Linked DNA regions of Homo sapiens: region 2 is linked to region 1. A link is a contact called in ENCODE Hi-C or POLR2A ChIA-PET data. All regions are on one chromosome and are shown on one strand. The core of a region is the stretch at or near the end of the contact, and the rest is flanking DNA. Distances in the headings are between cores, read along the strand shown.

Region 1 (3,129 bases), core at 182-2,681:
GAAATTTGTTCAGATAATTCAAAGATCCTAATCAAAGGAGTGCACTTGCAGCTGGCTTGAAGCCCTGGAGTAGTAGTATGTCCAGCCACAGAGCCAGGCTGCAGTGACGGTAATGCTTCAGGAATCTATTCAATTTATTTCCTTAGCTCTAAAATTATGGCAGGCCAGGCACTGTGGCTCATACCTGTAATCCCTCAACTGTGTGAGGCCAAGGCAGGAGGAGTTGGATACCAGCCCGGGCAACATAGGGAGGTCTTGTCTTTACAAAATAATTAGCCTGGCATGGTGGTGCACACCTGTAGTCCCAACTATTCGGGAGGCTGTGGTGGGAGTATCACTTGAGTCCAACAGGTCGAATCTGCAGTGAGTGATCGCACCACTGCACTCCAGCCTAGGCGACAGAGGTCAAAAACAAAACAAAAGAAAACAAACAAAAAAAACATAGCAAACATCCAGAAGACTGTGTAGAGCAATGAATGTCTCTCAAGCCAGTGATCTTTTTCTCTTCATTTTTCACATCAGGTGGGTAGTGTGCCCACTTCGTAACAAGGTTTGAGGGAGGCACATTTGACACAAGAGCATGAAAACCCAATCACACTTATGACTTACAAAAGGATCAAGTCAGTGATCTTTAAGCTGTGGGCCATTAAATACATTTTGTGAGCCGAGTGCAGTGGCTCAGGCCTGTAACCCCAGCACTATGGGAGGTGGAGGTGGGAGGATCACTTGAGTCCAGGAGTTCAAGACCAGCCTTGGGCAACATACTGGGAACTCCCATCTCTATTAAATTTTTTTTTTTTAATTTTGTGGATTACAACCATTTCAAAAACTAAAATAAGCGTAAATGTATCAAAATGCAGCTTACATAGCGAGGATAAATGCTGTTTTGTCAATCTGTTGTTTCAAGTTTTTTATGTGTGGATTGGGTCACCTTGTAACAGTGACTTACCTTTATGGGTCACGGTTGAAAACATTTCCGGTGCAGTGGCTGACTGTAATCCCAGCACTTTGGGAGGCCGAGGCTGGAAGATCACTTGAAGCCAGAAGCCAAGAGTTCAAGACCTGCCTGGGCAACACGGCGACACCCCGTCTCTATTTAAAAAGAAAAAAAAAAGTTTCCAAGGCACTGAGATGCCAGGAACCCGAGGTGTGTGTCCAGTAGGGGAGGGAGCAAATTGGGCGTTTGGAAAAAGTCCCACGCCTGGAAAGGAATACACAGTGGGGGGGTGGGGGGCGGGGCACATCGACTACTTCAAGGCACACTCCCACGGTTCAGAAAACCGATTGGCTAAAACTGGGAAAGTCCCGCCCACAACGCTCACTGGCCAATGGCTGCGTGAAATCAGTGCGAAGTGGGCGGGATAGAGAGCGTGGGCGGGGGGGCTAGCCTCGTGCGGGCTCCTTAAGTAGCGGCTGCGTGGCTTCCCTGGCACGCTACTCTTACGACGTCACGGTCAGGTGGTGCAGAGCTGGACGGCAACGACGTCGGACGCGCCCCTTCTTGGAACAATGTCCCACCACGGAGGAGCTCCCAAGGCCTCTACGTGGGTCGTTGCTAGTCGGCGAAGCTCGACAGTGTCCCGAGCGCCAGAGAGGAGGCCGGCGGAGGAGTTGAATCGAACAGGTCCTGAGGGATATAGTGTCGGCAGAGGTGGTCGCTGGAGAGGCACCTCTAGGCCCCCGGAGGCCGTGGCCGCTGGTCACGAGGAACTGCCGCTGTGTTTTGCTTTGAAGAGCCACTTTGTTGGCGCGGTAATCGGTGAGAATGGGAGTGGCTGGCAGGGCAGGATAGGTGGGGCCAGGGGCGGAGCCTGGGCGAAGGCATTTCCTCCCCACTGCCTCACCTCCAATCAGCTGCCACCTAGTGAGGTTCAGGTCTCTCCCAGAGCTATTTGTAAAACCTGGGGATAGAGTATAATTTAATCTGGCCGGGCGCGTTGGCTCACGCCTGTAATCCCAGTATTTTGGGAGGCCGAGGCGGGCGGATCACCCCAGGTCAGGAATTCGAGACCAGCTTGGCCAACATGGCAAAACCCTGTCTCTACTAAAAATATATATATTAAAAAAAATAGCTGGGCGTGGTGGCGCGCGCCTGTAATCCCAGATACTCCGGAGGCTGAGGCAGGAGAATGGCTTGAACCCGGCGGCAGAAGTTGGCAGTGAGCTGAGATCGCGCCACTGCACTCCAGCCTAGGTGACAGAGCAAGACTCCGTCTCAATTAAAAAAAAAAAAAAAAAGTAATTTAATCCACCTTTTGGTGTTTATACAGACAATGTATTTGGGAGAGCAACTCCTAGAAGACTTATGAAATCTTAGGGCTGAAGAGGGATGCTTAGAACAGGCCTTTTAACAGACAGCTAACCCCAGAATGAAAAACAAAACTTAATCAGTCTTTCTATGAGTACCATTTAGAGCCAGAAATCAAAGAAAAGCTATAAGGTCATTGTAGGGCTGCCTAGAGCAGTTGTATCTTGCTTTTAGTTTCCTTAATTTTTAAAAAGTTAAAAACTTTTCTTACTACATCTTGAGTGTTAACATTCAATTCTGAATTTTTAATTTTTTTCTTTCTTTTGATTTTTTTTTTTTTTGAGGCAGCTCTGTGGCCCCAGCTGGAGTGCAGTGTGGCGTGATCTCGGCTCACTACAACTTCCACCTCCCGGGCTCAAGCGATTCTAGCACCTCAGCCTCCCTAGTAGCTGAAATTACGTGCGCCACCACACCTGGCTAATTTTTGTGTTTTTAGTAAAGATGAGGTTTCACCATATTACCCAGGATGGTCTCGAACTCCTGTGGATCCACCCACCTCGGCCTCCCAAAGTGCTGAGATTACAGGCGTAAGCCCGGCCCATTTCTGAATTTTTTTGAAAAGCATTTAAAAATGATTAGAATGATTACCCCATTGATTGCCATTAAGCCCGAGTATAAATTGCCACATTTTACCTATTAGGTGTATTTCACCCTTTTTAAAACCTGAGAAAAATGAATAGATGGAGGCTGCTACAAAATAGTGCATTGTAAGACTAATTGCTGTACTACCCAGAGACTCATTGGCCTTTCAGAAGGCTTGGGCTCAGATCTGAAGAATGATGCTCCAAGAAAGAAAGCCACTAGGTTTGCAATAAAAATCA
Region 2 (3,129 bases), core at 308-2,807, 67 kb after region 1:
CTGCCAATCCGCCTGGGAACAAAGAAAGAGCCCCATTGCATTGTGGGCTGCTGGCCAGATCCTGCAATACCACACTTGTTTTATTCTCCAGTCAAACGTTGCCTTTCTGAGAAAGGCTGTGAATTGAGAAAGGCTGTGAATTCCAAAAGGCTGGACATTTAACCTCCAACCAACCGATTCTTCTAATTAACCAATTAGCCATCATGAATCTCTCTCTCTCTTTTTTTTTTTTTTGAGACAGAGTCTCACTCTTGTCGCCAGGCTGGAGTGCAGTGGCACGATCTCGGCTCACTGCAACCTCTGCCTACGGGTTCAAGCAATTCTCCTGCCTCAGCCGCCCAAGTAGCTGGGACTACAGGTGCATGCCACCACACCTGGCTAATTTTTTTTTTTGTATTTTAGTACAGACGGGGTTTCACCATGTTGCCCAGATTGGTCTCGAACTCCTGAGCTCAGGCAATCTGCCCCCTTCGGCCTTCCAAAGTGCTAGGATTACAGGCGTGATCCACCATGCCCAGGCACCATCATGAATCTTTCAGTCCACAAATATATTTGAACTCCTTTCGAATCTATTCTTTTTCTTTTCTTTTTCTTTTTTTTTTTTTGAGACGGAGTCTTGCTCTGTCGCCCAGGCTGGAGTGCAGTGGCACAATCTTGGTTCACTGCAACCTCGGCCTCCCAGGTTCAAGCGATTCTCCTGCCTCAGTCTCCTGAGTAGCTGGGATTACAGGTGCATGCCACCACTCCCGGCTAATTTTTTTTTTTTTTTTTTTTTTTTTTTTTTTTAGTAGCGATGGGGTTTCACCATGTTGACCAGGATGGTCTCCATCTCCTGACCTTGTGATCCACCTGCTTCGGCCTCCCAGAGTGCTGGGAATACAGGCGTGAGCCACCGCGCCCGGCCCGAATCTATTCTTATTTTCAGCCCTTAGTTTTTATAGACAAACAGAAGGTGACGGTGTATCAGATTGTCAGATCACAAAGATCTGATAAGGCAAAGTGATCAAATTCATTGATCGTAGGTGGCCACCTGGCGATAAGGACTGCAGGGCCTAAGAAAGTACAAAAGATGACCTTTAGTAGGAGCTCCCAACCCAGAACCACAGGAAATCAAAAAAAGCCCGCACGGGCGGATCACGAGGTCAGGAAATCGAGAACATCCTGGCTAATACGGTGAAACCCAGTCTCTACTAAAAATACAAAAAATTAGCCGGGCGTAGTGGCGGGCGCCTGTAGCCCCAGCTACTCGGAGGCTAAGGCAGGAGAATGGCGCGAACCCGGGAGGGGGAGCTTGCAGTGAGCCGAAATCGCGCCACTGCATTCCAGCCTGGGCAACAGAGCGAGACTCTGTCTCAAAATAAATAAATAAATAAATAAATAAATAAATAAATAAATAAATAAATAAATAAATAAATAAAAATAAAAAATAATAATAATAAAAAAAGCCCGCACGAACTAGGAAAGAAAATACACAACCGGCCCTCCGTGCGATCACCCATCTCCCTCACCAGGAAAGTAGCTCCAAACCGCCAATCAGCGGCGACGCTGGACGTAGACGTCCTACCCCGTGATATTAAAGCAAGATGGCCGCGCCCTGCAGATTGTCTCTTGTTGCGTAAGTTTTTTTGACCGTCACTCGTGTCAGCTTCAAAGTCAGATAGATTTTTCTCCCAGCATGTTCTACTTCCGAGGCTGTGGCCGTTGGGTCGCGGTTTCCTTCACCAAGCAGCAATTTCCGTTGGCACGGTTGAGCAGTGACAGCGCGGCGCCCCGGACTCCGCACTTCGACGTGATAGTCATTGGTGGAGGACATGCCGGGACTGAGGCAGCCACCGCCGCCGCTCGGTGCGGCTCTCGGACTCTGCTCCTCACTCACCGCGTGGACACGATCGGTGAGGAGCGCGGGTGCTGTGGAACTTGGCGTAGGACGCAGGCTGCTTCCTTCCCGCCTCCCCCGGTCTGAAGCGGGGGACCTCTTCCTTTCCTCAAAGCTAGTGAGAATCCTACCTTCTGTGGTTTTAGCCTCGATCAGTGTCTCGCAAGGATCAGGCGGGCCAGGCCAGAACTCTATATTAGTCTATTCTGCGAACCATAGATTATGCTGCTGCTGACAGTCGTCCGTTGTAGGAGGTTGGGGTTCGGGGTCAGTGCCTTGGGAAAGGGAGCTACCAACTACTCGCTGGTAGCTTCTTAGTTCATTGCTGCGTTTACCTTCTACTATGTTACTCCAGATAAAGGGTGAATTAACATTATTAACAATGGTTTATGGCCAGGTGCAGTGGCTCACTTCTTTAATCCCAGCACTTTGGGATGCCAAGGCAGGTGGATCACCTGAGGTCAGGAGTTTGAGACCAGCTTGGCCAACACGGCGAAACCCCGTCTCTACTAAAAATACAAAAATTAGCCGGGCATGGTGGCGGGCGCCTATAATCCCAGCTACTCGGGAGTCTGAGGCAGGAGAATCGCTTGAACCCGGGGGCAGAGGTTGCAGTGAGCCGAGATTGCGCCACTTCACTCCAGCCTGGGCAAAAGAGCAAAACTCCGTCTCAAAATAATGATAATATTAATAAAATAAAAAAATCCTTTATTAAACGGTTCTTGTGTTTTTATTTAAAAACATTTTTTTAGAGACAGGGTCTCGCCATGTTGCCCAGGCTGGAGTGCAGTGACTACTCATAGGCACGATCGTTGCACATTACAGGCTCCGCTTTCTGGACTCAAGAACTTTTCCTGCCTCTGCCTAACCAGTAGCTGGGATTGCAGGTGCTCAGTACTCTGCCCAGCCTGATCTTTGTGTTTCTGTCAAGATTTTGTGATGCCTTTTGGAAGAACCATGCTACCTTTTTTTTTTTTTTTTCTTTTGAGACAGAGTCTTGCACTGTCACACAGGCTCAAGTGCAGTGGCGCCATCTCGGCTCACTGCAAGCTCCGCCTTCCGGGTTAATGCCATTCTCCTGCCTCAGCCTCCCGAGTAGCTGGGATTACAGGCACCCACCACCACGCCCGGCTAATTTTTTTTTTCTTTGTATTTTTAGTAGAGTCGGGGTTTCACCATGTTAGCCAGGATGGTCTCGATCTCCTGACCTTGTGATCCGCCCGCCTCGGCCTCCCAAAATGCTGGGATTACAG

Evidence for each region. Hi-C counts contacts between places; a loop is a spot of excess contacts on that map. ChIA-PET counts read pairs that join two places held with the same protein, here RNA polymerase II (POLR2A). Pooled maps may share reads with other maps.
Region 2: a loop to region 1 is called in a pooled map, with 3 times the contacts of the local background. The contact joins the promoter of MTO1 here to the promoter of DDX43 in region 1. A Hi-C loop is called at or near these places in 8 of 168 maps with a recorded cell type or tissue (CD4-positive, alpha-beta memory T cell, CD8-positive, alpha-beta T cell, IMR-90 and 4 more) and 13 of 50 pooled maps. POLR2A ChIA-PET finds 5 or more read pairs at or near these places in 30 of 52 experiments (A549, AG04449, CD4-positive, alpha-beta T cell and 22 more).

What each region holds. Positions count from the first base shown.
Region 1 is chr6:73,393,397-73,396,525 of GRCh38, forward strand. It overlaps DDX43 (DEAD-box helicase 43), which reads left to right and starts at 1,432. Exons shown (of 17, transcript NM_018665.3): 1 at 1,432-1,759. The coding sequence starts at 1,510. LOC124901538 (small nucleolar RNA U13) reads right to left here and starts at 617; the gene lies at 517-617. It also overlaps a transcript of OOEP not described here. RefSeq lists an enhancer at 1,049-1,549.
Region 2 is chr6:73,460,180-73,463,308 of GRCh38, forward strand. MTO1 (mitochondrial tRNA translation optimization 1) reads left to right here and starts at 1,558. Exons shown (of 12, transcript NM_012123.4): 1 at 1,558-1,892. The coding sequence starts at 1,676. RefSeq lists a silencer at 1,059-1,118 and enhancers at 1,551-2,396, 1,569-1,898, 1,969-2,028, 2,049-2,098.